Regions from separate parts of the Homo sapiens genome. Here region 2 is linked to region 1. The links are chromatin loops, found by intact Hi-C in ENCODE. Cell type or tissue: gastrocnemius medialis. All regions are shown on one strand. Links, peaks and the distances in the headings refer to the core of each region. The heading gives the core; the rest is flanking DNA. Region 1 overlaps RICTOR (RPTOR independent companion of MTOR complex 2). Region 2 holds the start of FYB1 (FYN binding protein 1).

The links. Hi-C counts contacts between places; a loop is a spot of excess contacts. Peaks named below come from ENCODE experiments on the same cell type or tissue, not always from the same donor. Only the 100,000 strongest peaks of a DNase experiment are listed, where the experiment ranks them.
Region 2: it touches region 1 in a loop (2.2-fold over the local background); 4 of 110 quality-filtered maps call a loop at or near these places.

The regions. Positions count from the first base shown.
Region 1 is chr5:39,005,359-39,022,158 of GRCh38, reverse strand. It overlaps RICTOR (RPTOR independent companion of MTOR complex 2), which reads left to right. Exons shown (of 38, transcript NM_152756.5): 3 at 1,023-1,120. Among named protein-coding and RNA genes, the nearest start is that of RICTOR, 61 kb to the left of the region's middle. RefSeq lists a silencer at 10,088-10,294. In gastrocnemius medialis, for the core only: no CTCF peak of the experiment used is centred there; a DNase peak (open chromatin) is centred at 7,408; H3K27ac peaks cover 3,774 bases.
Region 2 is chr5:39,215,168-39,231,967 of GRCh38, reverse strand. It overlaps FYB1 (FYN binding protein 1), which reads left to right and starts at 12,405. Exons shown (of 19, transcript NM_001465.6): 1 at 12,405-12,525. RefSeq lists an enhancer at 10,828-11,329. In gastrocnemius medialis, for the core only: no CTCF peak of the experiment used is centred there; a DNase peak (open chromatin) is centred at 7,607; H3K27ac peaks cover 1,101 bases.

The DNA of each region.
Region 1 (16,800 bases), core at 4,489-9,488:
ACATTCTCAGAACACTTACATTAGCCTATAGTTGGGCAAGACTATCTAACACAAAGCCTATATTATAATAAGATGTATTATATTTCATGTAATATATTGAGTACTATATTGAAAAACAATGGTTTTATGGGTTCTTGAAGTATAGTTGCTACTAAATGTGTATTGCTTTGGCACCATGTAAAGTTGAAAAATTAGGTCTAACCGTTCTAAGTCACAGACCATCTATATATTTTATCTAATTTTTTGGTTTACTCAAACAGGGACAGTATATTTCGTCCCTTTTACTACACTGTAGCCATGCTATCAAACAGCTATCAAGTGAAAGTTGTGATGCTGAGATTTTTCTTAGTCTGTTTCATGCTGCTGTAACACAGTATCTGAGACTGGAGATTTATAAAATACAGAGATTTATTTCTCACAGTTCTGGAGGCAGGGAAGTCTGAGGTCGAGGGGCCTTCATCTAGTAAGTGCCTTCTTGCCATGTCATCCCATGCTGGAAGGTCAAGAGAGCACTGGAGGTGGGGTGAGGGGAGAGATGCTTGTGAGAGCATGAGCACAAGCAAGGTGGGGGTGGTGCATGCAAGAGAGAGCCAAAAGCTTTTATAACAAACTCACTCTCATGCTAACCCATTTCCTCCTTAACAATCCATTCATGGGGGCAGAGCCTTCATAACCTAATCACCTCTTAAAGGTCCCACTTCTCAGCACTTTTGCATTAGTGGTTAAGTTTCCAACACAACTTTGGGGGGAACACATTCAAATAATAGCAAGATTTAAGATTTTGTGGTTGAGTAATTCCAGGCAATGATACAGAGCTGGACCATGGGTACAGGGGAGTAGAGATGTGAAGTTAATTGGATTCGTCACAGACTTTGAAGTCATTTAAATTAACAGATTTGGGGTGGAGGGTAAGACTTTAAACCAAGAGCCAAAGTTGTGAAGTTTTAATACTGCATGTTTTATGTGTTTGAACAGGAAAATACTCATAAAATTGTGTTAAATTGTCTTGTCTTTCCTTCTAGAACCTTCTGATAACTTAAGAGAGATTCTCCAAAATGTGGCCAGATTGCAGGGAGTATCAAATATGAGAAAGCTAGGCCATCTGAATAACTTTACTAAGGTAAGTAACTTGAATTTTTATTATTGTCTAAAATTCTTTGTTCCTTACCACACTTACTAAATGTTTCTTGACCATCATTAAATACAAATTCTTGTGTATTCACTCAGCATTAATGCTTTTCTTTCCTGCTTCTCATGGATTTTGTCCAGTGTATCTTAAAAATGTATTTGTGTAATAGAAGAATTATATCTTTGTTACAGAAAATTTGGTAGGTTCAGAAAAGAATAAAATCACTGAGAAATTTACAGTTCAACCTTTTATTCACATAAGGATGTATTTCTTTTGCCTTCTACTCATTTTACTTGATAATATATGGTACAGGCATACATTGGAGATATTGTGGGTTTGATTCTAAACCAGTGCAATAAAGTGTCGCAATAAAGTCAATGTTGTAATAAAGCAAGTCACGAGTTTTTTGGTTTCCCAGTGAATATAAAAAGTTATGTTTATACTATAGTGTAGTCCATTAAGTGTGCAATAGCATTATGTTTTTAAAAAATGCGTGTACCTTAATTTAAAAATATTGATTAAAAAATACAGTCATCTGAGCCTTCAGCAAATTGTGGGGTTTTTTTTGTTGGTAGAGGAACTTGCCTCAATGTCAGTGGCTGCTGCCTTATCAGAGTAGTGGTTGCTGAAGGTTAAGGTGACTGTAGCGATTTCTTTAAATAAGACAGCAATGAAGTTTGCCGCATTGACTCTTCCTGTCACGAAAGATTTCTCCGTAGCATGCAGTGCTGTTTGATAGCATTTTTTCTTTCAAAATTGGAGTTAGTCCTCTCAAACCCTGCCACTGCTGCATCAACTAAGTTTCTGTAATATTCTGAATTATTTGTTGTCATTTCAACAGTGTTCATAGCATCTTCACCAGGAATAGATTTCATGAAACCCCGTTTTTGCTCTTCCATAAGAGGGAACTCCTTATCCATTAAAGCTTTTTTCATGAGATTGCAACAATTCAGTTGCATCTTCAGGCTCCCCCTCTAATTCTAGTTCTCTTGCTATTTCTTCCACATCTGCAATGACTCCCTCCACTGACACCTTGAACGCCTCAAAGTCATCCATGAGTATTGGAATAAACTTCTTCCAAATTCCTGGTAGTGTTGAGATTTTGATTTCTTCCCATGAATCAGGAATGTTCTTAATGGCATCTGGAACGATAAATCCTTTCCAGAAGGTTTTCAGTTTGCTTTGCCCAGATCCATCAGAGGAATCACTGTCTATGGTGGCTGTAGTGTTGTAAAATGTATTTCATTAAAATAAAACTTGAAAATCAAAATTATTCCCCAATTCCCCGATTCATGGGCTGCAGAATGGATGTTGTGTTAGCAAACATGAAAACAACATTAATCTCCTTGTAACTGTCAACTCTTGGGTGACTAGGTGCATTGTCAATGAGCCGTAACAATTTGAAAGAAATCCTTTTTTTTCCTGAGCAATAGCAAATACTGTTTTCTCAACAGTATGTTTAAAATATGTAGTAAACCATGCTGTAAACAGATGTGCTGTCATCCAGGCCTTGTTCCATTTGTAAAGCACAGACAAAGCAGCTTTAGCATAATTCTTAAGATCTCTAGGATTTTCAGAATAGTAAATGATCATTGGGTTCAATCTAAAGTCACGAGCTGCATTAGCCCCAGACATGAGTCAGCCTGTCTTTTGAAGCTTTGAAGCTAGACATTGACTTCTCTCTAGTTATGAAAGTTCTCGATGGCGTCTTCTTCCAGTTGAAGATTGTTTCATCTGCATTGAAAATCTGTTGTTTAGTGTAGCTACCTTGGTCAGTGATCTTAGCAGTATCTGCTGGATAACTTGTTGCAGCTTCTGTATCGGCACCTACTGCTTTACCTTGCCATTTTATGTTACGGAGATGGGTTCTTTCCTTTAACCTCGTGAACCATTCACACTTTTCTTCTGCAGCTTCCTCACCTCTCAGCCTTCATAACATTTAAGAGAGTTGGGGTCTTGCTTGCTCTGGGTTAGGCTTTAGTTTAAAGGAATGTTGGTAGCCAGTTTAATCTTCTATCTGGACCACTAAAACTTTCTATCAGCAGTAAGGCTGTTCTGCCTTCATATTATTTGTGTGTTCATTGGAGTAGTACTGTTAATTTTCTTCAAGAACTTTTCCTTTGCATTCACAAGTTGGCTACCTGTTTGTCTCAAGAGGCCTCTCTGGACTTTCTTCACTAAGCTCAATCTCTAATTTGTGATTTAAAGTGAGAGATGGTTGACTCTCCCTTTCACTTGAACACTTAGAGGCCATTGTAGTGTTATTAATTTGCCCAATTTTACTGAATATTTTGTCTCAGGAAATAGGCCCAAGGAGAGAGGGAGAGACAAGAACAGCTAGTTGGTGGAGGAATTGGAACACACATTTATTAAGTTCATCGTCCTTTATGGGTCCAGTTCATGGTGCCCCATAACAATGATAATAGTTACATTGAGGATCACTGATCACAGATCACCCTAACAGATAATAATAATGAAAACATTTTTAGTATTGTAAGAATTGCCAAAATGTGACAGACATGCAAAGTGAGCGCATGCTTTTGGAAAAATGGCACCAATGAACTTGCTTGAAGCAGGTTTGCCACAAACCTTCAATGTGTAAAAAACAGAGTATCTGTGAAGCTCAATAAAATGAAGTATGCTTGTAAGTATTCATATGTAACTACATATGTGTGCCATATTTCATAAATATAGCCATAAGCCCAAAGAACTATATTATAACTTTCTCTTTTCCTGATGTTGTATCCCCATTATTTGGATCTAAATTAGAGCCCAAATTGTGGGGGCCCTGGTCCCAAATAAATATTGACTTGATCTCTAGTAGCAGCCCAGAATTCTTGAGTTTGATGAGTGGATTGGTATGTTTCTCAGCCTTGTAATGCTGGACAGCCAATTCATGCAAACACTAAAATGCCTGCTATTTTAGGAGATACCCTAAAATAGAAAACAGAATGGGTCTTTGGGATAACGTTCCCCCCACCTTTTAGTATATTAAATATAAATTGTTTTTAATGAAAGAATCATTTTATGTTTAATCCCTTGCTGCTCAAAATATGATCCACAGTTCATCAGTATTGGTATCGCCTTGAAGCTTGTTTGAAAATGCACTATTTTAGCCCCACCCCAGACCTACTAAATCAGGATCTACAGTTCAATAAAGAGTCTCAAGTAAATGTATGTGTACATTCAAGTTTGAGCAGTACTGTTTTAATCCTTCCAAATATTCTTTGTCAAGTAATTGAACTGTGACTTGGATTTGATTTTTATTTCATAGAAATAGAAGGGGATGAGAATATAGTCACTATGTAATACAATTTTTTATGTAGTATTGTGCAATAAATATAGGTTTTTTTCTATAGCTAGAGAAGCAAGTACATAGGCATTTATTTTTCCGTAGTGAAGTTTTAAAATACTCTGGCTGTTTTTTAATATATAAGAGATGATAAAATGATTTTATATGAGGGATGAGAAAGTTTTTTTTTTTAAAAAACAGCTTTTAAAAACATTGACTAGGTACTGGAGAACGGGCTTTCAAAAGTATGGGCATGTATTTTGTAGTGTGAGTGAATGTAATGAAAATCTTCAAACATCTTTCTTCAACATGGTGGTGAGATAATGTCAAATCTTTAAGACCGCAACATTGTTCCAAGGTTGCAAAATGCATCTTCTAGTTTCATTGTCTTTTATTAAATTTTATAGTTTTATTTCACCAGTCTTCACTCAATTCAAATAAGCCTCACTTGCTTAGTTTTAACTGTTAAAAACAATTATAATAGAGGTCTGTGTCCTGTTTGCAATTATAATTACTGTTATAACCAAGTTTGCACAGCTAGATAATATAGTTCCACATCTCTTGCCAACAGGATTCTGAAAGTTGGGGATGGAGGTAAGAATGGCAGTAATTCCTGTTATTTTACTTTGTTACTAGCATGGGTCTTACAGCAATCTTAAAAATCTAGAATAGTGTTGCGTAATAGAAATATAATGTGAGCCACATGTGTAATTTTAAATTTCCTGGTAGCCATACTAAAAAAGTAAAAAGAAACATGACATTAACTTTAATATTTTTATTAAGCCAGTATATCTAAAACATCATTTGATGTAATTAGTATAAAACATTATTAAATGTTATTTTACTATTTTTTCATACTAAAGTTTTGAAAGCAAGTTTATGGTTTATACTTAACAACAAACTTCAATTAAGACTAACTACATTTCCAGTGCTCATAGTCACTTGCAACTAGTATCTACTAACCACATTGGACAGTGAAGATACACAGCTTTTTGGAACAGGAGTGGCTTAAAAGCCTTCATTTCTAGGAATCTGTTGAACACCTCTGGCCTTCATTTCTAGGAATCTGTTGAACACCTCTTATTCTCCCTTCTCATTCTTCATTTATTTCTGTCTAGGTCCCAGGTTTTCTTGCATTAGGATTAGTTTCCCTTTTTTTCTTTCTTCTTCTCTCTTCAGTTTCCTTGTTTTCTGTTGGTCTAAATTTCCCCCACAGTATTTCACTAAGTTATTCGCTCCACCTCCTCTCTCTTTCTTGATTTGTGCTCCCCCACTCTCTTCTGCCCTTTCTCCTTCTCATCCCTTCTCTACTTCTTCCTTTCGCCCCTTCATCTTCTCACTCTTTTCTTCACCCTTCCTTGTCACCTTTCTCTTCCTCCCTCTTTTCTCAGTTCCCTCTCCCCCCTTCTCTGTTCCCCCTCTCCTTCCTTTTCTCCGTTGTACCACTGTAGAGTATGCAGTGTATCTCTGTAATGAAGGCTCTAAACTTTTTGTACTTTTTGTCTTGTTTGTTTTTTGTTTTACCATATCCTTTTTAAAATGATTTTCATATATCCCTCTGGCCTTGGTGCAAGCTTTGTAGCAGCCCCTTTCTTTGCTATGTTGCCATGATTTTAAAATCCTGATAGCCAAACTTATTAGAATTTGTCTATTCTAAGAGTGAGTACGCCCTGAGTCAGGATCTTAGGGGCTGTCCCATGAATAAAGTCCATGAACTTTGGACTTCATAAAATCTATTTTGGCTGCTTAGTGATGTGCTGGGAAAAGCATGAGCTTTAGATGAAACAGATGGAGACTTGCAGCCCAACTGTGATTAACTGTCAGGGCAATCTTAGGCAGATTTCTTTACTCAGAGGTAATCTTGCTTTCTGTAGAGGCAAGGTCTCAGTCTAGTGCCTGACACATAATATGTGCTCTGTAATAGGTAGTGCCTTGATTCAACCTCATGTTTGGTTTTTGTGTTTTGTGTTTTTTTGTTTTTTGTCACTTCTCTAGTTTTTTAGCTGACTGTAAGATGGTGAGTCTGCTTAATAGTTTGAGTTGTCAGTTGGTAAACTATTACTGTAAATCAGGGTTCTTCAATGCTGGCATTACTAACAAATTGAGCCAGATGATTATTTGTTTTGAGAAGCTGCTGTGTGTATTTTAGGGTGTTCAGCACTGCCCCGGCCTCTACCTACTAGATGCCAGTAGCACCCCCACCCCAAACCAGTTGTGACAAGCAGAAATGTCTCCAGATATTGCCAAATGTTCCCTGGGAGACAAAATTGCCCCCCATTAAGGACCATTTCTGTAAATAAATGTGTGTGTAGATTTTATTATAAAATTTATTCAAATATGCAGCACAGAACACTGAATTTAATTGTACTGTGTCTTGAATTCCATTTGTTAGAGACCTGGGTTTATAAATATTTAGGTAACTAGTATTCCTATAAAACCTGTAAATTCATTCATTTGCTTATTGAGTAAAATTTAGGAATTCTCAGCAATTTCTGAGAATAGCTCTATAGAATAAGAAAATAAGAAAAATAATTATGATGCCAGGACTAGTGGAGTTTGTTTGCTACCCTCTTCTGTGTTTCCATTATTTGATAGATATGCCTACTAAATTTTATCTATTTTATTATTTATTGTGGGTTGCTCTGTTACTAAACTGAGTTTCTCAAACACAAAAAAATACGTAGTATTTATTTTTCCACCCTCATATCCCTCTCTACTCAAAAGCGTGTCACATAATATGTGTTTAATTAATGGTATTATATTAGATTGGGAAGATGATGCATTTTAAATATGAGTTTTTGTTTTTACTGGCATTTGTTTTGTTGTTAAGTATAAGCCTGTTAGGATTAAGTTATCTTAATAGAACAGTGACATTAAAATGTTGTATAGGGTGAACTTCAGCTTCAAAACTAAACTTCCTTTTAAGGTATAAAGAAACGGAGCTAGTGATGTGATCCTTTAACCATGTGAATGTCACACACCCATGCTTGCCTTCTGACATCATCTCACTGGATAAAGTAATGTGTATAACAGACTGCTGATGAGTATAATCTTAGTATTCTATTTTTATAACTGACAACATGCTCATAATCTAAAGACCTGCTTTTTAAAGATGAAAATATTTTAGCTCGTTTATATCTTAAAAGTTCTCTTTTCCTATATTTAATCTCATATATTTATATTAAAAGCTTTAAAAGAATATTTATTTTGTTCTGCTTTTTAAAAACTTTAAGGTATTATAAGCTGAGTAAAAAAAATTAAAATGGTACAGAAGAATATATGATAAAAAGTGAAATTCTTCCCTTTCATACCCTTCCCACCCACCTCCCTGTTCTGACAGAAATACCACTCTCCAGAGGTAACCACTAGAAAGTATCCTTTTCTGGTATAATTATAAATGTGTATGTGTATTTTCTTGGGAATTGTGAGATTTAAATGAGCAAAATAAAATGAAGTGTTTACTATCATGCTCAGTTTATTTGCCATTTATTATACAGTTATACGTAATTTATTTACCATTATTACACAGGGTATGGTAAAGGAATGCATCGTTAGGTGATTTCATCATTTTGTGAACATCATAGAGTGTACTTACACAATCCTTGATGGTGTAGTGTACTACATATCCAGGCTATGTGGTATAGTCTGTTGCTCTTAGGCTATGAACATGTACAGCATATTAGTGTACTGAATACTGTAGGCAGTTTTAACACAATGGTAAGTGTCTAAACATAGAAAAGATACAGTAAAAATATAGTATTATAATCTTATGGGACTACAATTCTACATGTGATCCATCATTGACTGAAAAGTTGTTATGCAGTGCATGACTGTAGATGTATATGCAAAAAGGTATTTTTTAAATGACAGCATGATATGTGTATATAAATGTGTATGTGTGTATATATATCTTTGTATGTAAATGTGTATTGACTTGCAGTTTGCTGCTTTCCACATCCCAATATATCATAGCATGCTTTCCTTTTCTATACATGTCAATCTACTTTTTTTGTAGCTCTGTGTGTGTGTGTTTGTGTCTAAATTGCCATGTAAAAGACTGTGCCATGGAATTCTAGTATGTGAGATAACATTTTTTAAAATTAGGGTTGTTGTTTCTTTTGCTTATTTACAACTATTTAACCTTCAGAGTAATACAAGTAAAATGGGAGTAGCATTTAGAACTACCTAGTTTTAACTAGTCATTACATTTTTTAAAACTTGATCATTTTAATAAACAGACAAATTTTTAATACTTGGAGATAATATACAGTTCTGTTGTAACTTTGACAGGATATAATTGTTTATAGCCCTTTTTGAATATTTTAGTATTTGTGTAAGAAAGTCATGTAGATTTATTATAACAAATAACTGATTCACTGATGATGGACATGGATTTTAATAGTCAAACCAGTGACATTATCAAAATCTTTAACCCGTCTTAAAATAAGATTTGTATAATAGTATTTGTTTTGCTTTTATAAAAATGTTAAGTTTAACGTGTTATACTCATAAAATAATTGTGGACTTAAGATACTGAAAGTTTAACTTGTTTATAAGTAATAAATTCAACAAACTTAATTCATCTTAGCTAAAATATAAAGAAATTTTTTGTGTACATAATTAGGAATATCAAATGTTGGATCCTAATTTCAGACAAGACAACCCAGGGGTTGAGACACTGTCAATTACATGCTGCCACTCTATTTTTCATTCCTGTTTTCTTTCAGGTTGTCTTCATTCTCAGATAAACACTTTCCATGGGACTAAGATAAAATACATCATCCTTAATACTTCTAGTCTTGAAAAGCAGAGAGTAACCCTCTCTTAGCATCTTTGTATATGAACTCTGATGTTATTTGGTCAGGTTTAGCTAGGCGTTGTGACTGATAGCCAATTAAAAAAAATGCATGGATGGCATGGGGAGTGCCAAACCCAATGAAAAGTGTGGTGTCTAATAATTTAGCATTTTATGTGACTGTAAACGCTAATTCTTAACATTTTGTAAAGTCTTTAACAATTTCTAAACATAGTCAATGATTTGTTCTTAATATATAATAACAAGCCTATATAATAGGGTAGTCAGAATTACATTTTAATGACTTACATTAATACAGGAGATAGGATGTCAACAGTAACGGCAAAAATAGTAGTGACGAAACTGCTACCTAATTGTTGAAGATTAATTAGCAACTTGATTATTAGTAGAGGCTTCGCAGGATGTCCATGTTTTAACTCACTCTATGTTCTTCTATTTCTTCTTGTATCTTTCATAGTATATTAGTCCATTCTCATACTGCTGCAAAGAACTGCCCGAGACTGGGTAATTTATAAAGGAAAGATGTTTAATTGACTCACAGTTCCACAGGGCTGGGGACACCTAAGGAAACTTACAATCATGGTGGAAAGGGAAGCAAACATGTCCTTCTTCACATGGCGGCAGGAGAGATAAATGAGTGTTGAGTGAAGGGGGAAGGCAGCTCCTTATAAAACCACTGATAGTTCTCTCAGAGGACTTTTTAAGGGGGAAGGAAGTCCCTTATAAAAGCGGTGATAGTGAGTGAGTTCTCTCAGATCTCATGAGAACTTACTCGCTATCACGAGAACAGCATGGAGGAAATCACCCCCATGATTCAAGTATTTTCACGTGATCCCACCCTTGACACATGGGGATTATTACAATTCAAGGTGAGATTTGGGTGGGAACACAGAGCCAAACCTTATAATTCTGCCCTGGCCCCTCCCAAATCTCATGTCCTCACATTTCAAAACACAAATGTGCCCTTTCAACAGTCCCCCAAAGTCTTAACTCTTTCCAGCATTAACCCAAAAGTCCAAGTCCAAAGTTTCATTGGAGACAAGGCAAGTCCCTTCCGCCTATGAGCCTGTAAAATCAAAAGCAAGTTAGTTACTTCCTAGATACAATGAGGGTACAGGCATTGGGTAAATACACCCATTCCAAAGGGGAGAAATTGGCCAAAACAAAAGAGCTACAGGCCCCATGCAAGTCCAAAACCCAATATGGCAGTCATTAAACCTTCAAGTTCCAAAATGATCTCCCTTGACTCCATGTGTCACATCCAGGTCACACTGATGCAAGAAGTGAGCTCCCACAGCCTTGGGCAGCTCCACCTCTATGGCTTTGCAGGATACAGCACCCCCTCCTGACTGCTTTCATGGGCTGGAATTGAGTGCCTGTGGCTTTTCCAGGCGCCCAGTGCAAGCTGTCGGTGGATCTCCCATTCTGGGGTCTGGAGGATAGTGGCCCTCTTCTCACAGCTCCACTAGGCAGTACCCAGTGGGGACTTTGTGTGGGGGCTCCAACCCCACATTTCCCTTCCACAGTGTCCTAGCAGAAGTTCTCCATGAGAGCTACACCCCTGCAGCAAACTTCTGCCTGGACATGCAAGCATTTTCATACACCGTCTGAAATCTAGATGGAGGTTCCCAAACCTCAATTCTTGACTTCTGTGCACCCACAGGCCCAACACCATGTGTAAATTGCCAAGGCTTGGGGCTTGCACCATCTGAAGCAACAGCCTGAGCTCTGTCTTGGCCCCTTTTAGCCACGGCTGGGATACAGGGCACTAAAGACTACACAAAGCAGCAAGTCCCTGGGCCCTGACCAGGAAACCACTTTTTCCTCCTAGGCCTCTGGGCCTGTGATGGGAGGGGCTGCCATGAAGATCTCTGACATGCCTTGGAGACATTTTTCCCTATTGTCTTGGTGATTAACATTCAGATCCTTGTTACTTATGCAAATTTCTGTGGCCAGCTTGAATTTCTCCTCAGAAAATGGGTTTTTCTTTTCTGTTGCATCATCAGGCTGCAAATTTTCCAAACTTTTATGCTCTGCTTCACTTTTAAACATAAGTTCCAATTCCAGATTGTATCTTTGTGAATATATAAAACTGAATGTTTTAAAGAGCACCCAAGTCACCTCTTGAATGCTTTGCTGCTTAGAAATTTTTTCCACCAGATACCCTAAATCATTTCTCTCAAGTTCAGAGTTCCACAGATTTCTAGTGCAGTGGCAAAATGCTGTCAGTCTCTTTGTTAAAGCATAGCAAGTATCACCTTTATTCCAGTTCCCAACAAGTTCCTCATCTCCATCTCAGACCATCTTAGCCTGGACTTCATTGTCCATATCACTATCAGCAATTTGGTCAAAGCCATTCAACAGGTCTATAGGACGTTCCAAGCTTTCCCACATTTTCCTCTGTCTTCTGAGCCCTCTAACTGTTCCAGCCTCTGCCTGTTACCCAGTTCCAAAGTCACTTCCACATGTCGTGTATCTTTACAGCAGTGCCCCACTCTCTGTGGTAGCAGTTTACTGTGTTAGTCTGTTCTCACAGTGCTATAAAGAACTGCCTGAGATTGGATAATCTATAAAGGAAAGAGGTTTAATTGACTTACAGTTCTGCATGGCTGGGGAGACCTCAGGGAACTTACAATCATGGCGGAAGGGGAATCAAACACATCCTTCTTCACATGGCAGCAGGAGGGAAAATGAGTGCCTAGAAAAGGGGGAAGCCTCTCATAAAACCATCAGATCTCGTGAGAACTCACTGTCAGACGAGATTGGGTGTGTTCAGGGTGATATGGTCATAGATGGAACTCACTTTCACATGAAGAGCATGGTGGAAACTGCTCCCATGATTCAGTTATCTCCACCTGGTCCTGCCCTTGACACGTGGGGATTATTAGAATTCAAGGTGAGATTTTGGTGGGGACACAGAGCCAAACCATATCACATAGAAAAAGAGCTAAACAGTTTAATGTGTACTTTAGGGTTTGGTTATTTAAATTAGGAGATAACTAGTAAGGTAGTCATCACAAGAAGTTTGTATCAAAGTCATTCTTATTCATAATATTTTGAGATTTATATATGAATTCTTAGTGATTAGCAGTGAAAGTATAATATTTCTTTGATAATCCAAAATTTAGAATTCTATTACTATCTTCTTTCCTATTCCCAATATATATGTGAATTTATTTACACATAGAAAGTTTAATCACTGCTCGGGATAATTCTAATTCAAAAGGTTTTTCATTTAAGACTGATTAAAGCCCTCTTCTACAGTCCTGGAAACAACCTGAAGGCATTTAACCATTATTGAATGGTTAAATGGTTAAATTTAACCATTATTGAATTCCATTTACTATGTCTGGAAAATAGGCACTAATTAATAACAAATATATTGTGTTTCTGCCATAATTGTTCTTTTTAGTTATTTATGATTTTCCAGTTTCCAGCTGATTCAGCATCTTTCTCAAAAACTTTTCTTGCATTTGAGATGCATTGACATTAATAATCAGAAAATGACACACCTCTCTAAACACTTTTTAAATGGTGCGTGTTTGTTTTTTAAGATTATAATACCTTTGAATTTTGTTTAACTTTTTCACTAAAACTGCTAACTCTAGGAAATGTTAAGTGATAAATGGTCATATATTTTTCTCGTCTGAGAAGGTAGATAATTTGAAAATTGTGTTCTCTGAATCTATAGTTTTCTACAAGGTTGACTGGCAAGTATGAAAAATATAATGCAGGAAATGAGAGTCAAGTACACACTTAGGGGAAAAACCAACCTTTTAAAGGACAAGACTTTGTATATTTGTAGAATTTTACAACCTTTCATTTTATTAACATTCATTATTACTGTAGCAGAGGAATGGAAATACTCCCTTTTTAAGCAGTTGAGTTGATATGTGTAAATTATAATTTAAGAAAGTAACATTTTTTCCCAGTTTGAAAGCACAATATTTTGTATGTTGATATAAACAAATTCTAACCTTAATTTTTCTATATTATATATATTTGAATATTCCCAAGGATGAAGTAATGATAACACTGTAAGCTGACCATATTTTTCTTTCTTACTCATGTATGGTACCACATAGTGATAATGCTAGTATTCTGAAATATGTGAGAAATCTTTAAAATAATAAATTATTTTAAGGAGTGAAAGTGCAGTTTTTTATATTTTAATTCTTTGAAATGGGCAGTTTTTTTTTAATGGTATATTTTTAGTTAGCAGTTCTGGAGAAAACAATAGTTAAATTTTCTTATTTGTTTTATGTATATATATAGCCAGGGTGCAGTTCTCCAGATTCTTGATGCCACATTTGAGGCTGGAGAAATGAAATAAGATGGTAATGTTCAATTGTTTTTTACTTCCCCTAACCCCCAACCCTGTGTAAATAATTTCAATACAAAATTATAGTAATATTTTTCATAGTGGGCTCTGGCGTCAAACTGGTTTGATCTGATTTCCAGCTTTACCACTTAATTAGGCTTTGTGGCCTTAGGAAGTCATATTAACCTCTCTAAGCCTCAGTTGTTTTCATTTACAGAAGTACTACCAGGGTTGAGAAGATTACCAGTCAATAATTGTTACTTCTGTGTGTATTCATCAATACTATATATAAAACTATTCCTAGATGGTGTGATACATGTTTAATTGTGAACATTTATAAAATACACAAAAACGCAGAGGAGTTGTTGTTAAAAAAATTTTTGGTGTTAAAATTTTGATGTATATCCTTTTTTTTTAAAGTGTGTTTTTAAGAAATATGTCTTACAGAATCTTTTCCCCATTTAGCAATAGATTCTGCATATTTTTCTTATGATTGTATATTACAGTATTTTAATGGCCTCATGAAGTTCCTCCTTTATAAACATTTTATTCCCATTTCTTTAATGTTATAAATAATGTCATAAGCATCTTGTACTTGAACCTACTTTATATTAGTAAAATAATTTAAAATACATAAATCTCCAAAAGTGGATCTTGATCCTAGTGCATTTTTCCAATTTATTTTATAAAATATTTTCAGTTTTCAATCCCATTACCAGTATATAATAATATTTAAAATAATATTTTACAATATATTTAAAAACTATTATAGTAATATACAATATTTAAAACTATTTTCTGAAATATTTACAATAATAAAATAATATACAATAATATTTAAAACAATATTTTGCCATTTTTGTGAGTTGTAAGTAGAACTTTGCAATTCATTTGATTTGGGTTTTAGGAAAAATGAATATATGTCATATTTATTTGTCAATTATATTTCTTCAGTAAATTCCTTGTACATTTTCTTTGCCTGTTCTTCTTTGGGGTCCTGAGAAGTTTTTCCTCAATTTGTTTCAACCTTTTACATTATAAGGATCTGTATTAGTTTGCTAGGTGAGGATGGAATGCTGTGAGCTGAATTGTGTCTCGTCAAAATTCGTATGTTGAATTTCTAACCTCCAATACCTCAGAATGTGACTGTATTTGGAGATAGGGCCTTTGAAAAAGATAATTAAAGAAAAATGTGGTCATATGGGTGGGTGGGCCTAATCTAATATAATCTCTTATAAAAAGTGTAGATTAGGAGACAGACATACACATAGGAAGATATAGAAAATAGCCATATGTAAGGCAAGGAGAGAGACTTTAAAAAAACAACAACCCTGCCAACACCTTGATCTTAGATTTCTGGCCTCCAGAGTTATGAAAAAGTACATTTCTGTTGTTTAAGCCACCCAGTCTGTGACATATGTTATAGTAGCCCTAGCAAACTACATACAGTGCCTTAACCTTTTTCTTACCATATTTGTTGCAAATATTTTTTACTAACACATTGTCACTTTTAATTTTAGGTATATGGTTGGTTTTTTAGAGGTATAGAAGTTTTATCTCAAAACTTAGAAAATTTTATGTTATTTTAAATATGTATGTATAAAAACGCATTCTCTTAAATTTGTAACTACTTTCAACACTGTACAAGACAGTAAAAACAAAAGAAAAACATACTCTTTGAAAGTCTGAGGCCTCTTTGTTCGTCATATCAGAATTTTAAGGAATACCAGTATTGTAATATCAGCAGTGTTGCAATATCTGATAGCAGCTATTCTAGTCCTGTCTCCTACCCTATTCTGTTTGGGACCCCCTCCCCTCCCCTCCTCTCCTCTCCCCTCCTCTCCCCTCCTCTCCCCTCCTCTCCCCTCCTCTCCCCTCCTCTCCCCTCCTCTCCCCTCCTCTCCCTTCCCCTTCCCTCCCCTTATTTCCTCTAAAGAAAAAATTGGACAGGAAATTTTTACAGTTATCCTACCAATAGGGTAGTGAACTTTTATCAGCTTTTTCTTAGGGTCCATGCTTCTCGTGGATGTGATGTGATATGTTGATCACTTTGGTTGCTTTATACTGTATGGTTACAATGTTTATAACTTCATACTGAGAAAGAATATTAGCACTTTGGAGACCCTTCTTGGTCTTCAGTGTTAAATAAATGATTTATCTTCTCTTTAATCCATTTCAGTTAGCCGCAATAAATCAATTAAGGACATTATATGTAACTTTTAGGTAAAAGTCAATTCTCCAGACTCATATCTAGATTAAACTGGCATATATTCATCCAGGTGGGATCCATAAAGGTAGTATTAGACCACCGCTCTCAATGAAAACTAGGAAAACCTGTTTGAAGGCAGCAGGAAGCTGCTCGGGCAACAATAAGTGCAGACACCAACCTTTCAGAAAAGAGAGAATCTTGTACAAATAAGCTGCTTCAACAACTTTTTCCCAGGGGACACTTGCTGATGTTAAGTATGGGCAGGAAACGGGATTCAAGCATTAGGCCCAGAAATACTGTTGCCGAAAGTCAAAAAACAGCACAGAGGTTTTGGTGGAGTCCTACCTAGATGCATCAAGCATGAGGAGATTCTCCCCTCAGTTCAGTTGTTTAATCCTGGGGCTACCTGGGATGAGAAACTTAAAACCTAAGTAGAAAATCTTTGAAAATCAGGAATGGAGTTTGCAGGACAAAAATTAAATTTTTCATCCTCCTTGGACTAGTTTTCTTAACAATAAGCTTTCAGTTGAAACTTCAGGTGGCAGGGAAAAAGCAGAGGTAGGCCTGGTCTTACCAGGGCAACCACCTAACGTGGACTCAACACCATCTAGTGGTTTAACAGAAAGAAGGCTGAACCTTCTGTGGAGACAGATAACACCATCAAATCTTTGCAAGTTTTTATATACAATCAAAGACTAAGGAGCTACCAAAGGACAGGATTACATGACTAGAACAAAAGGGAAAACAGTTAATAACAGATCCAGAGATGATCCACATCATTCAGGTTTATTAGATGAAACCTATTTTCAGTAACAACTATGTCATGAACATAGAGGACGTATGGAGAAAATTGATGTGAAATGAAGAATTTCATTAGCACATTGGAATGGCTAAAAGGATTAAATGGAAATTCAAGAAGGGAATAATACAGTATCTACATTTAAAAACTCATTAGATACATGTAATAGAAGATTAGACACATCAGAAAACAGGTTATAGAAAATATTCAACTGAAGCATTGAGATAAAATGGA
Region 2 (16,800 bases), core at 4,670-9,669, 210 kb before region 1:
GTCACTTTTTTTTAAGTCTCTTCACTATGTAAAAATGTATTATTACTTCAGTGAGTCAGTCTTACCTAGAAACCCCTTCAAAGGCATCATCCACAAGGCTGAAGTTGGCACTGTGGTCTAATGACTGAAACCCAACTAGACAGGGTGCAGCTGAGAATTGCTGATTCTGTGGGAACTTAGACTTCCCTGTCTCAGTTCTCCCCTCTGTGAAAGAGAAATAGCTCTCTGCACCTCTGTTCACCTCCCAGCCACATAAGAATTTTGAGAAATAATTAGTGTCTGAGCACCTCCTTATTAGCACTCTTTCTCCCATTGTTTGCACTAATCTCCTGGTCTCTCAGCCCACGAAATCCTACCCATTCTTCGAGTAGCATTTCAGGAGCACTCCAATGTGTAATAATTTCTTATGACTGGGCTGTTTATTTCATTCTTGAAATATATTACCCTGCAATAGTCATTGTATTATGAATTTTCCAGAAATATATCATATGTTTTTCCAAATAGCCTTGGGTTTCTTGAGAGAAGAGATTTTTTTCTTATTCAACTTTGCCATAGCACCTAACAGAAAGCTTTGTAACCCAAAAGGTACTCAGTACATTTAGAGAGAAAAGATGGCCAACCATGTATTTCGTACTTGCCATGTGCCAAGCACTGTGCCAGGTGCTTTTGAATGTGTTCCCTAATTGAATTCATGGAATTGAGGATGGAAATGGGGACATGACTTGTCCAAGGTAACACAGAAATCCCAGGGCAACAGCAGCTGAAGCTGGTGGCTACAGCTGTTTTGTTTTTTTTGTTTTTTTTTGTTTTTTTTTTTTTTGCTCTGAGCTGAGTACTTTTTTCTATTCCATCAAACTGCCTCCTGGAATAAATATGTCTTGATTAATAGCTCTTCCTGCTCATTATCTTTATTTCTTCCTCCTTGTTCTAATCAATATTAATATCATGATACAACACTTTAGTATATTTTCCTTTTTAAATAGAAAGATATTTGCACAAGATTATGCTCCATTTTTATTACGGTTGGCCTGGGACAATCAGTCATTCCATTCACTCTACTAATATATATACATGTATGTGTATATATATGTGTGTGTGTGTGTGTGTGTGTGTGTGTGTGTGTATACTGAGACAGGGAAGTCTAAGTTCTCACAGAGTCAGCAATTCTCAGCTGTACCCTGTCCAGTTGGGTTTCAGTCATTAGACCGTGATGCCAGCATCAGCCTTGTGGATAATGCCTTTGAACGGGTGTCTAGGTAAGGCCAATTCACTGAAGTAATAATACATTTTTACACAGTGATAGGACTTTTTAAAAAAGTGACTGTAAGCATGTTTAAGACAGAAGAGAAGCTGCAGGGATGTGGAAGAATATGTATACATATATACACACACACATATACAGAAATATATATACACATATTATACATATATACATATATATATGCTGTGACAAATTACCATGAATTTCATGGCCTAAAGCAACAGAAATTTATTGTCTTATAGTTCTGGAGGTCAGAAGTCTGCAATGAGCCTCTGAGGTGTGGGCAGAGTTGTGCTTCTTCTGGAGGTTCTGGCGGAGGCTCCATTTCTTTGCCTCTTCCAGCTTCCAAAGGCTGCCTGCATTCCTCGGCTCATGGCCTTATTTCAGCTTGAAAGCCAACAATAGCTGATCAAGTCTTTCTCAGCTGCATCACTCTGACACTGGCCTTCCTGCCATCTGCTTCCATGTATAACGATCCTTCTGGTTACTTGGGTCTTCCCAAAATAATCCAGAGTAATCTTCTCATTTTAAGATTCTTAACCTAATTGCTCTCCTGCAAATTCCCCTTTGCTATATAAGGTAGCATATTCACAGTTCCTGGGATATGGAGGTGGACATCTTTTGGAAGATGGGGACGTTATTTTGCCTACCTCACTATAGGAAGAGTTTAGTTATGTTGGAAACAGTATAAAGTAGTTCAGAGATTCCCGATCTTGATTTGCCCATTAGAATCATCTGAGAGCTCTGAAGAGTACAGATGCCCAGGCACCTCACTCAAGTACTGTGATTTAATTGAACCACACGGGCCTGGCTGTCAGCATTTTGTAAAATTACCCTCAGGTTATTCTCTTGTGAAGCCAGCTTTTAGAATCACTGGGTGTATTTAACGAAGTGGATCTGGACTATTATACAGACTGAAGTTTCAGGACCTCTTCTGCCTTTTAGGCAACTCACTTTACCTCTCTAAACCTGATTGCCCTTATCTATAAAATGGGCATAATCATCACCTTAGCAATATTATGAGGATTAAACTAGACAATCTATATAAATTCTCTGCACCTTGCCTGGAATATGTTAATCCCACAATAAAGGTAGCTATTAATCATTATTTGACTTTCATACAGTAAGTCAAATCATATCCCTAAGTTAAGGCAGACATAAATGTCAAAAGTGAATATCAAAGGATGTACCCCCAACTCACCCGCCTTGGTCAGACTTAAAGGAGTTTAGAGTTTCAACTAATTCTGGAAATGGACACAGTTCAGGTGAGTTACTAGTTTCCACTGTCATTTTATTTAAGTCTGGACAATGGCTGATTTCTCCCCTGGTTTCTTCTTTTATAGTCACTCTCTTAACACTGCAGAGAATGACTCTATAGAACAAATTAGCTTCGTATTTCGTGCAAGCAGCTTGTTGTCTGCACTTCTCTACTGGGGAATGGTGGACATCAATCCCATTCCAACAAGCTCAGAGTCCTACTGTGTTTTACATGGATCCTTTAGTAAGGGAGTATCAGCCCCTGTCTTCTAAAAGATTCATCCACTATTCCCTGGGTCCTGAGTCCCAGGCTCCTTTTGATAGCCCCAGTCCCATTCTGGCCAAGAAGGCAGGAGGACATTGAATCAGGACAGACCCCAGTCCTAGGATCGTAGCCATACTCTTCACACAGAGAGATGAGATCTTCTGCCACTGTAAGACAAAGCCTTGTTACTATCTCATTTTATTTCCATGCATTACAAAAAAATTATAGTGGACAAAAGAACCATCCTAATTTTATCGTGAGAGAAAACTGTATTTAGGTAAAAATCCCAAAGGGGTCATCAACTGTAATACTCTAATTGTGTTTTAAAATTTATTAGCTCTCAGAACCAAAAAAGAGGAAAGATTACATCATAAGTCAGAGATCTTGCTTTATTAGCTCTCAGAGTAAGAAAATAAAAAGGAAGGGAAGTTCATATATAAGAAGTATCTTCTACTTTTTTGTCTTGATTTTCTTTTGCTAACCTCTTTCTTTAACCACTGGGGAATTACGGGGAAATACGGTATCAAAAAATGTTGACCCTGGTGATTTGAAATTAAAATCAATGATTCCTAATATTCAATAGTAGTCAAGAAAACTGGAGGCTTATGATTCTACTTCCACTTCCTTCAGTTCTGGAAAGAAACTGACAACACATTACTATAGGTGACAACTTTTCCAAAGTTGGCATGTCCATGGTACAAAATATTTGTGGATATCTTTGTCCCATGAGGGGTAGACACATTTTGGTTTGTTTGTTTTGAGAAATTTTACAAACAGAAGAAACAGAATATATAAGAAACAACAATGTATTCATCACTAAGAACTGGCAAAGATTTTGTCATCTTTGCTTAAAGTCTTTCTAATACGAAAAGAATAAACATTATATATAAAGTTGAAATTCAGTCATAATTGTTCCTCAGGCCTATTTCTTGCCTTTGCTTCCCAAAGACAGTCTCTATCATGATTTCACTGTGTTTCATTTGAGGTTACTTATCTATCTACCAACTAAATGTAGTTCTATTCATCCTGATTTGTATGGCCAGGACCCCAGATCCTAGAAGGTGGAAATAATATTATTGCTCTTGTTAAAAGTTATCCTTTGCCTCTGAGTCTTTCATCTTATTCCAATCTGATCATTGATCTTAGAGAGATGCACTGGGCTTTATATGTGTGTCAAGAATGGAAACAGCATATATGTCTTATCCAAGCCTTCTGTTCCCAGTTCCCAGTTGGCCCTCTCAAGGTGAAAGGTCTTCCCCAGTGAAAAACATTTTGGGTCAATCTTATGGGATTCAAGAAAAACAATTCTATAAAGAGAATCAGGAGGAGAATTTCAAAAGCTCATGACTCAATGAGGCCTGATGAAGGAAAGCTTTATGCGTGTTATTAAGGAGTTGAAATTTTTTCTTCCATGGATTGCAAACCAAAGGCCTACTGGATTCAGGCAGGTGACTTCAATGACGGAAGCCATTATGGCAAACTCTGGAGGCTTTTCAGAGCTCCAGCAAATTGTTGCATCAGAGAATCAGACTTTGCATGGAAAGCTAGAAATTTCCATCATTACATGAATTCACTTTAGTGTTTATATTTTATCATTTTTAAAAATTAAAATCTACAGAAAAGCTTAAACAATAACACAGCACACATCTATATCCCTTTCATCTAGATTTACACCAAATTGTTAATGTGTTGCCACATATGTGTGTATATAAATTATTTCCTAAGCCACTTGAATACAAGTTGTGCAAATGACAATTCATTCTCACAGATCTCAGCATGCACCTCCTAAGAATACGAACATTCTCTAGTTTAACCATAATACTATTGGCATCCCCTATGAAAAATAATAATTTCATAACATTTAATTGCCCATATTGAAATTTCTCCAGTTGTACCAAAATTATCTTATCAACTTTTTTTTTGTGCAAACCAGAATCCAACCAAGAGTTATGTATTACACTTGATTTTTATATCTTTTTGGTATATTTTAATCTGGACAAGTTTCTCCATCATTTTATGCTTTTCCAAACTACTTTTAATGGATTTATATGAACGTATGTGAGTGTGTGTGAATTTATGTGAATGTATGTGTGTTTGCACACACAGAGATGCAACAAAAACAGGTCTGAAGACCAGATTTATGCTGTGAGTTTTATTCTCTGCACCCAGATATAGCCTATCAAAAGTCCCACAGACAAATGTGTAGTCAATATAGCTTTTGCCTCAGCCAATATTAGTGTATTTTCTTATTAGGCATGGAAAGATAAGAGATAGAGAATGCCTTCTTTTATTGACATTTATTGAGGGCCTAAGCACCTGATGCTGCACTAAACTCTAAGAATGATAAATGAAAGTCACTTGGAGGAGGGAGCTAGTTACAATAGCAGTTTGCCTGGCACCACCCTAAACCTACTAAATCTGGAATCTGCACTTTAATCTCCTCTGGTTATTTTTATGAACACTAAAGTTTGAGAACTACTATTCTAAACACACCCATGAAAATAAGAAAGTGAACTCTACCCCTGACAAGATCTAGTAGAATGAAGATGTAGAATGCTATCATACGATGCAATACATACTCTGAAAGGGTCAGAGGAGACTTTGATGGAGGAGGTGAAATTCTAGCTGAATTTGAAAAAGGGTGGATTAACAAAGGGTAAGACAATGTGGAAGAAGACATGAAGTGAGAGAAGCAAAAGCAATGCCACATGCAAGTGAAGAGGTAGTAAGCTCTGATGAAGGAAACGCTTGTATGTACTCTTAAAGAGTTGATTTTTTTTTTTTTTAAAGGTTTGGAAAGCTAGTGAAAGGCTTAAGCAAATATCATCCAGTTAAGCATAGGAAGATCATGTTGACAACCCTGCAAAGAAAGGATTAGAGGCAGAACAATTCTATCGGAAGCCACTGCAGTTAAAGAGGCAGGAAATGATGAAGTTGGTGCACTGAGACTGGAGGGAAAAGGCTGAATTCAAACAACACTTGGGAGACAGGAGCAACAGGACATGCTGGTTACACATGAACATGTAAGTCAGAGAAAGGAGTCTAAAGCCAATCCTCAGCTCGCATTTCAGTCTTGTGTAGATGGTGCCTGTTGGACATTCAGGGGAAAATGTCTCTTATGTGGTTACCTAGCCAGGAGAGCAACAGTAAGACCCTCAGAATTGTGAACCAGGGACCCATGAGAGGCCTGCAGCTGGGGCAAAATGCTGTGACGAAATAAGCCTTGGATCAGACTGTGGGCTTGGTGCACACTTGCATGCTGAGCAAAGGAACTTGTTAACACTATTAAAAAAGTGGAACCAACCACTGGTGAACATTATGGTTTTGTTGAAAGATCCCTGTATGCTTTGCCTACTTCTAGTGCAATGATTTTCTCTCTCCACTCTTTTTTATCAGTTGCCTCCAAAATAAAATGAGTATCTCAGGAGGAGTGTTCAAGACAGTTCATTGGGCATGAAGAGAAATTGTTAGAAATCTTATACTTTAAAAATCTCTTCCTTTATTTTCTATTTTTGTTTGCACTTTATAATGGTTAAAGTATATGCATAACATACTTTATAAGAAAAATTTCGTACAAGATGAATTTAGCAGTTTATTTGAATAAAAAACAATTCATGAATTGGGCAGCATCAGAACCACAAAAGGTTCAGAAAGCTCCACCCCAGCAGCATGGGCAGTGAGTTTTCATAAGTGCACTAAGAAAAAAGACAAAGAAAATATATTTGACTGTTTAGAGCAAAAAGACTAGTTAGAGGTTAGTTGGCAGTATCTGATTGGGAAAGTCTTTACTTAGATGTTAGTTGGCCATTCTAATTGGTAAAGTTTATCTTATTGTTTATATTGGGCTTTGGTTTGCTAACATAAAAACCTAAAACTCTGGAGCCTTCCCAGCCTAATGCTCTGTCAATTAAAATGTTGTAACAGACACATACACACCATACACACATATATACATACATGTATATATATGGGTTCATTAATAAATATTCACATTTTTGCAGTGCTTACTCAAATATATTTTACTGCTAGCTATACAAAACCAAAAATCTTCAGTGACCACTCTTCTGCATGGCAGAAAATCAGGAAGAGACTAAAGGATGCGAAGTGGGGAAGCAGACACTGTTCTCATACCTCTGCTTCTTAAAGATTGCTGACATCTTTTATAAGGTTTTGTCCACTAATAAAACCCCATGTAGCAAAAACCTCTGGAAGGTATTCAAGTCCCTTATAACTTTCCGTAATATAAATGCATTTCTAGAATTTTAGAAGCTTGGAGGTGGAAAAATCTCTGATGTTAACCAAGTAGTTTCCTACTTGGAAGAAAGCAGGAAGAATGAGCAGGTTAGAGGAAAGAGGTTGAAGTTAGAAGGATTTAGGGAGAGGAAAGTAGAGAAAAGCCACTTTTTACACATTAAATAGGAGCCAGTCCTGCAGCTTGCAGATCGTAATGCTTCTCTGATATGTGTACATGAGTGTTGAGTTGAGTAAGGGGAAGTAGCTGTTAAAGTCAAAGAAAATAAGCAGAACCCATTTCTTTTCTTCTCTCCTACACAGTCCATTCTCATCCTAATGTGTTTGGGCACTGAGTGATTTCTGACAACAGACAATGAGCTCTCTAGAGGAATACACACCTTTAATGAACTGTGATCAGGATGTGATTGGCTTAAAGACAGAGCTCTTGACAAGTCAATATATGTTGGCAGGGCAACAACAAGCTTCCAGAAAGGCGTGGACTCCTCAGAGCTTCATCTGCTGCTGTCTGGAGCAGTGGCGAAGCTTGGGAGGCCACTCCCTGGGTGAGCAAGCAGAAGGTGGCAGCCCTCCCCCATCTGTTTTCACAGGACGCTTAATCCCTGTAGTAAGGGAAACCGTCAGGACTGTGCTAAAGGCTGACTGGAGGCCAAATCATTTCACTTTCAAACACATTCATGATTTGTTTTCTGAGTAAGTCACTGGAGGCTTTTATCTGGCACAGCAGAGCTGGCTTGGCCACCAGAACCAGATCACCTTTCCTTGAAAGATGGCTGGAATGGCCATCGGTTTCGTGTTATTTACTCCTTTGAGAATATTAACTTCATCATTTTTTTAATTGTGGAAAAATATAATTGCTAGTAAGTACAACAATAAGTACAGTATTTAATTTAGAGGACAGAGAAGCAAGCACATTGACAAGTGATAGGCATGAACAGGCTGACACCTCAAAGTCATCATTATACTGAGCAGACAGCACAGGATAGGGTTTCTCCACCTGGAGAAGAGGGGAGTGTGGGATGAGATAGGGACAGTAGAAAATTTGGGCTGGGGTATAAAGACAGAAATTCTTATATCTGAAATGGATATTTGATACTGGGAGTAGTGAGTTGAGAATAAGCTGACCTTCTCCATCTCTACTACACCCACCCCCACTCTAATTCTCTTACCTAGGGTTTTATCTCCTTGTATTGCACAACAGAGCTGCACCAGATAGAGAAGTGGAAACCTAGTTTTTACGTCCACAAAGAATGAGCTACTCATTGAGACATTCATCATTTGCTTAGAATTACTCTTGCATGGGGGAATGGAAGCCCTAAACATTTAATAAATATCCAGAAGCACTGAGGTGTTAGCTTGATTCTGTAGCAGATGTTAAGACCAAAAACTTTATTTAAGAAGCATTTGAATGATTTTTTTAAATTTAATTGCTCAGGTTTCCCTGTAATTTATGAAGGCCTTTAGTGAATAGCCACAAAAATAATGAAAACTTCATATTCAAATAATAACTTAATATTACATTACTGGTTTCCTTTAGAAACATAATGCAAGTAATTCTTTTCAACTTCACCTTCTGTCAACACCATCTCAAGGAGGACTATACATAAAGGAAAATATGCTCCTCATATTTTTATATTTTCCTCTAAATGATAGGGGAAAATACTACTACTATACGGTGTCTTAAAAGTCTTACATTAATTCTCCAGTTCAGAAAATTGGTTGCCTGTAGCCAAAGCATGTAGTAAAATAGGTTTGCATGAAAAGCAATGCTTTTGCTTTTATTTTTTTATTTTTTATTTTTAAATTTTATTTTATTTTATTTTAAGTTCCAGGGTACATGTGCAGGATGTGCAGGTGTGTTACATAGGTTAACGTGTGCCATGGTGGTTTGCTGTACTTATCAACCCATCACCTGGGTATTAAGCCTGGCATGCATTAGCTATTTTTCCTGATGCTCTCCCCTCCATTGCCCTCCCCCAACAGGCCTCAGTGTTTGTTGTTCCTCTCCCTCTTTTATTGATTATAAGACACATAACACAGAGTGACAAGGGGAGAATCAAATGTAATTATCAGCATCATCATCTTGTTGTAATCAAATAATATTACTGCACAAATTTTCCTTTGTGAGCAAAGATTTTATAAAAATAGAAAAATGGGTGTTTATTATTATGTAATAATAAGAAAAGCTCAAAATAAGATAAATTTGAGCAAGTATCTATACTTCCGCTTATTTCGGAAACATACCATCATGTTACTAAACTCACCTCATAGCATTTTAGTTGTTTTTATTAAATCTTCAAACCTTTCAGACACTACTAAGCATAGAGACCATTCATAACAAATGAAACTTTCAGTTTTTTAAACTAAAACTTTCTAAATGTGTACATTTCTTTTCTGCCTTTTTGGAAAGCAAACTTTTAAAAATGTATATACTTTTAGGACACAGAGGCTGAGAGATATAAATTGCTGGGCTCACCTTCCCTTTAGTGGGACAAATGCATTAAAAAAGAGCAAGAGTCCCACAAACCAGGAAGCTGCCCTTGGCCTCTAATACATTAATTAATGTTTATAAAGTGCCTTCTGTATGCCTGGCAATGTACTACAAGCTGGAAATCCAGGACAAATAAGCCACAGTTACCGCCAACCCTTAAGGAACTCATGATCTAGTGAGAAACACAGACATATCTCCAACAACTAAGAGAGAGTACAAGACGCCAGAGCTCAGAAGGCCTTACCCAGTCTTGTGGGACAAAGTTCAAAAGGAGATCATATCTACACTGGGTTTTGGAGCATAAGCAGGAGTTAGCCAGGTGAAAAAGGAGAGGGGGCAGTACATTCCATGAAGACAGGGCGTGTTGCTTGCTTTTGGAGGATTATTTCATTTTATTTTATTTTATTTTATTTTACTTTATTTTATTTTATTTTATTTTTGAGACAGAGTCTTGCTCTTGTTGGCCCGGGCTGGAGTGCAATGGTGCAATCTCAGCTCACTGCAACCTCCGCCTCCTTTGTTCCAGCAATTCTCCTGCCTCAGCCTCCTGAGTAGCTGGAATTACAGGTATGCACCACCACCACGCCCAGCTAATTTTTGGATTTTTTAGTAGAAACAGGGTTTCACCATGCTGGCCAAGCTAGTCTCGAACTCCTGACCTCAGGTGACCTACCCTCCTAGGCCTCCCAAAGTGCTGGGATTATAGGCGTGAGCCACCTCACCCAGTGGATTATTTTATTTTGTTTTGGCCATCTGAGAGAGGTTGGCAGAGAGGAGAAGAAAAACAAGTAATCCCAAATTCCAGTTAGGCTTCCTTCATGGCCCAAGATCAACTGTCCCATGTTAGGTAAAGTCTTCCTCAACTCTTCTGCCCCCATGCAGAAGGAATTACATATTCCTGGGTATTTCCAGATGCCTTTATTCATACTTTGAGCTTAATACTCATCACAGTGTGTCATGGTTAGTTATACAGTGTCTATCTCTATAGTGGTTATAATACATGTTTGGTTGCAGCAAAAGAGACACAACATAACACTGATTTTTAAAAGTTAAATGTCTGTCCTCCTGTTCCCTTCTTTATAACCATCTAGCAAAATCCAGTGAAGATGGGGTTGTCTCCTGTGTTGGGGGCCAGGTCCTTCTATCTCCTGGCTCTGTCATGCCTAGAGTATTACCTTAGTCATCACTGGATCAGAAGAGCTCAGGCCCCCACAGCATCCCAGCCAGCTGGGAGGGGAAAGCATGATGGGGCCCTCTTTTAGGACACACCAAGAAGCTACATAGATCCCTTCTGCATAGATCCCATTGACTAAAACTTAACCACATGGCCAAATCTAATGTCAAGAGGGACTAGAAAATGCCTTATCCTGTGTAGCTGTGGGCCAGGTAAAAAGCCAGAGATCTCTTAGGATAGAATAAGCATCCTAAACTTTTGGCAAACTTTTTCTGCAGAGGACTAGATAGTAAATATTTCAGGCCATATACGGTCTCAGCCATGTCATCATCATTGTTGTCATCATCATTGTTACCATCATTGTCTTCTTTTGCTTCTTCTCCCTTTTCTTACAATTCTTAAAAAATGTAAATTCTTAGCCTGAGGTCTGTACAAAACATTCCACAGGCCAGATTTGGCATGCGGGCCATAGTTTGCTGACCCTACTACTCTATAAGAAGGGAAAATCATACGGGGAGGAAAGTGACCATCTCTGGCATAACGTCTGTAAGATTATAAGCCACTGAGTGGAAAATCCTTGTCTTCTCCATCTTTCTAGTCTTGGCCAGTGCTTGACCCACACAGTAAGTGTTTGATGTTTATGAATGAATGAGTAGAAGGAAGGTGGGGGAGGTTAATTTCACAATCACAATTTGTTAAAATCTCATTTAGTCCCAATGGTAGCCTCTGTTTTGGGGGGTTTCTTTTCTTTTCTTGTCTTTTCTTTTCTTTTTTTCTCTTTTCTTTTTTGAGTTTCTTTCTTTCTTTCCTTCTCTTTATTTTTCTTTCTTTCTTTCTTCTTTTTTTTTTTTCCTTCAGACAGGATCTTGCTCTGTTACCCAGGCTGGAGTGCAATGGTGGTGCAATCATAGCTCACTGAAGCCTTGAACTCCTGTGCTCAAGAAATCCTCCCACCTCAGCTTCCCAAATGTCTGGGGCTACAGGCATGCACCATCACACTTGGCTAATTTTTTTTTTATTTTTGTAGAGACAGGGTCTCACCATGTTGTCAAGACTGGTCTTGAACTCCTGGTCTCAAGCAATCCTCCTGCCTCAGCCTTCCAAAGTACCGGGATTACAGGCATGACCCACTACACTCAGCCCCACTGGTGGTCTTTTCACATGGATTATCATCTAAATACTCCATTTCTTCCAGCCTCAAGAATAGTCTAACAGAGAGCCGACAGAGTGAGTCTAGTGGGCTTTCCACACATGAGTGACCACTCTTCAGTTGATATGGTCAAGCACACCACTTTACCTCCTGACCTCAGGTGCAATTAGCTTCCAAATATTCCACATGCTCCAGTGGACCTTTCTAATTGTAAGCATCCCCCTTTGGCCCCCATTGCAGGTGACACTCCTGGGTGTGTGGAAAGATTATGGGTCCAAAGAACTTACAGCTTCTTCCTCTTGAATAAACATGGTGGCAGGCAGGAGAATCTTGTTTTGGTTTTACCCTTTTAAATATCACATGCTTGGTGGGAATGTTAGCAGAAGTATCCAGGCTGAACAGACACTTTTAAGTTCCCCTTTCTCCTCCTTATTACTCAATATCCTGAGGGCATAATAGAACTTTTCTTGTCTAAGTTTGCCTGGTCAGGGGAGGGAGGTGTGGCTCACTCAACCACTGACCGGGACAAAACCCTGCCAGGCATCAGAAAGCTCCGCAGTTCTTGAGTTCCACATGCAGAGCAGATGCGACAGCTAGAAGTGAGTAGGGCCCAGACCCTGGCCCAGGAAGATCCACTAAAGGAGGCCATCCTTCCGCCTTCTTCTGCAGGAGTCAGGTAACAGCTATGCCTAGGTTTCTTCTTTCAAATAAATGTGTAATTTTTTATAGCAGGAAAAAAGCACCACTTCCAAATTCTGGCAGCACAGACTGTGCTAGCTGAATAACTGAAGGAAACGCATGTTCTGTTGGAAAATAGCAAAAGAGATGAACAGGAGACACTAAAACTCAGCCTCATGGTAGCCAAAAGGATGATAAGCAGATAAAAATGTGGCCGGGAACGTGTCTGTCACTTGCTCTTTCGTAACTGGATAAGGCCTCTCATGTGTTCTTGTTGGAACCTCTGGTGCCACTAGCGTTAAATAACGTCTTGCAGTGAAACCAGAAACAAGGTTTTATTGCCAACAGAGCTGGGCACAGATGGTTTATTTCATCCTGGTTCCTAACAAATATGTGTCCATCCTTTTGATGAGAAAGAGTAACTTTCAATTTCCTCCAAACCTGGCAGGAGGTGAGGATTCACATGAGATTTCTACATAGACTAAAGAAAGGGACTATACTGCCATGAATTATGCCTTCTCAGAAGGAATCCTGGCAAACTGGATAAATGATGACAAACAGCTGCAGATCAGCCAAGGAGGCCTTTCAAAGCAACCAGCAACTCCAAATTTTCCTCGGAGCCTTTGGCTGTCTTGTATACATTGCTGATTCTTCTGAAAAATTCACAAGGTCTTTTCCCCCCATTTAACTTGATTTGCAGGGAAGTAATTAATAGAAATGGGCCTCTGACTCTGCCTTCTATTAGCTGTGTGACTTTGGGAGAGCCACTTAACCTCTCTGTGTCTCAGTTTTCTCATCTAAACATGGGGATAATAATAGAACTCATCTCATGGAGTTGTTGAGGGGATAAAACTATATACACTTTTTGAGTACTAATGTAAAATAATAATTAATATTCACCATTTTAAATATTTTTTCATTAAATACAAATAATTCTGCGTGGGAAACAGATGGGCTTATCACCGGAAGGGTGAAGTTGTGGCTGTGATTTTCTGCCCATGCTATGGGAATGCCACCGGAGGTTTTAGGTAGAGTAAAACGTCCCCATGCAATGTGAGATACACACACTTCAAATAGTCCGATACCTTAAGAAATTAATCATAAGTGATAGGTGAGGGGGAGGAGGATAAGGGTGCTCTTTCCAATAAAACCACATGTTTTATGATGTACCATTAAAGGCGATCCTGAATATCAAAGGCGTTATGGTGCACTTAAGGCACCCCGTGGAAAAGTTGACCATCCGTTTCAAAAAGGAAAGGCTAAAAAGGTTTCCATTTCCCTTGAGAAATTATTGTAAAGGTTGAAATCCACACTGCCTGACTGTCATGTCCATTATTTGTTTACTACCATTGGGCTTCAAATTCCCCCCAGCTTCTGCTGGAGTCCAGAGGCTTGGAAGCTCGCAGCAGCTGATTTCTGGTGCAATGCTGCACCTTGCCAAGTTACGGCTGCTTCATAGAGCAATCACACTGACATCTAGTGGTCTAAAGAGTAAGTGCAGGCGGTGGCTTTGAAGCTTTTACCAGCCTCAATGTGCTTTAAAAACCACATTTTCCACCATTTACACAATACGTTAACAAGAGAGAGAGATCAGGGATGTAGAAATGATATTTCATTTGTCTGAGGTGTTACTAGAGGCTGCTCTACAGGAACATTTCTAAAAACAAGAAAGTGAAGAGAGTGAACCGTGGCTCGCTGGCGGGTTTGGGCTGTGGTTCCAGGGGTTGCGGTTAAGACTGTGACTCCAGAATCAAGATCCTGAGCTTGAAGGTGGTCTCTGCCACGCACCAGCTGTGGGCCTTGGGTGAGTTCCTAAATGGTTCCATGACTCAGTTTCTTTATCTGTCAAATGGGGATAACAGTAACGTCTCCATTGACCTGTTTTGAGGTGATCCCTGAAAAGCTCCTAGCACAGCACCTGGCCCAGAAGGCAATCGGGGTTGCCCTCTGTTCTTGTTGTGACTGTTTTTTAAGAGCAAGCTGCTGCAGAAGCTGGCACCCCACAGGTCAGACAGCATAGCGCAGTGGAAAGCTCAGAGGATGAGCAAGGGAGAGACCCAGATTTTAGCCCAACTGTGTGAACCTGGACAGATCCCTTACGCAGTTTCTTTTTTGTAAAATGAAGGACCTTGGTTCGCTAATGTTTAAGGATTTTTTCCTTTCTCAAACGTTGTGTTCTAAACCTTGTACAGGCTTCTAATTGAAATTGTTCTACCTTTAAGGCCCATTTGTCTCCTTTCTTTTTACCAAAGCCCAGGGCCAAGCATGTCCCAGGTGTTTATTATATAGTTGCTGACTGATAAGAAGTGATTGTTGGAATGCTCTCTATTGGTCACTAGGAATAAACCAAGAATGTCTTTGGGCAGGAATGAAAATCCAGTGGGAAGCTCTGGAAGTCAAGGAATATTTCCCCATCAGAAGCTGGTCTGGGGTTTCTCTGATAAATTTGGAAAGCTCAGTGGTTGTCTTGTTTTTCTACCTCTGCTAATCAGCCTCTCTAAACAGATAAGAAACCAGGAAAATCATTTAGCTATATAAATTCAATACATAACCTTGTTAATCACGTTGCTGCAGCCTGCGCCTTGTGAGTTGGTCAGAGCAGTGGATGACTTTGCTTCTAAGTGCAGGTGAAATGCCACCAAATTCACATGCTGCCTGTGACCAATGCCTAACTCAGTCTTTCCAAGCCAGGGATAATCCCAGCTGGGATGTCACCTCTAATATGGCAACAAATGGTGGTGCAGCAAAAAATAATCATGAAACAGTCTTTCTTCCCTTCTTCCTAAACTTCATCCACATAGACTGTTGGATATTTATAGAAATCCAGCACAAACACAGGGAGGGGAACGACACACACTGGGGCCTGTTGCAGGGCAGGGGGAGAGAGAGCATCATGATAAATAGCTAATGCATGTGGGGCCTGATACCTAGGTGATGGGTTGAGAGGTGCAGTAAGCCACCATGGCATGCATTTACCTGTGTAACAAACCTGCACATCCCGCACATGTATCCCAGAAAGAACTTAAAATAAAATTTAAAAACAAATAAACAAAAGAGTGAACAAAGGAGGGAGCTGCGGGTAGAATTTTAACAACATGCATACCACTATTTTTATATTAGAGATTTCTAATATATGCTAATATAAATATATGCAATATTAAAAATCGTATTATACACACACACGAAAAAAGTTTAATTTGGGAGTTTTGTAAGGGCGTGTATTATTTTCCTGTGGTTTCTGTAACAAAGTACCACAAACTAGGCAGCTTACAACAACAGAAATCTATTCTCCCTCAGTTTTGGAGGCCAGAAGTCTAAACTCAAGGTGTCAGTAGAACCATGTTCCCTCTGGAGGCTCTAGGGGAGGATTCGTTTCTGGCCTCTTCCAGCTTCTGGTGGTTCCAGGGATTCCATGGCTTGTGGTTGCATCACTAAAACCTCTACCTCTCTTGTAAAATGGCCCTCTCCTCTTCTGCTGTCTCTTCTTCTCTATCTTATAAGGACACTTGTCATTGGATGTAGTGCTACCTACATAACCCAGAATGATTCCGTTGCATGATCCTTAATTACACCTGCAAAGACCTTTTTTCCAAATAAGGTCACATTCACAGGTTCTGATACATGGGCGTATCTTTTTGGCATATACATGGGCATAATTTATAGACAAGCAACCAACATCTGCATTCCAATCCCATTCACTCGTGCTAAATCAGGGTACCTCCACCAAAAGGTGCCCCAATCCTTGCCACTGAATTTCTGCCACTCTTTTGGTAGTAATTGATCAAGAAAAATGTGAGGATAAGACAGATCCAGGATTCCACTGGTTTTTAATAATGTTTGCTTCTGAATACACCACAGGATGCCACACCCTCCCCCTTGCACCCCTGGCTGGCTGGGCTGGTGAGTCTCCCCAAAGATCCCTGAGAGGAGCACAGCAGGGTGGGTTGGACCACACAGCAAGTGCTGCTTTAAAAAAACTTCCCCCAGGGTGATCCTACCACACAATGTGCTTCTCATCATTTCCCCATCGTCATCGCAATGAAAACCACTCAAAATATTTTTATTTACCCTATCAGTCAAAAAAAAAGTAGTCAGTGAGAGTTGTGTTTATATTTCTCAAATGGATTTTTTATTATTTTATTCATATTAGATGTTTGACATTGATCCACTGTTACATTTAATTTAAATTTATAATTCTTCAAACACCTTTTTTAACATTCTTATTGAATTTTTAATTATGGTAAAATATACATAATATAAAATGTGCCATTTT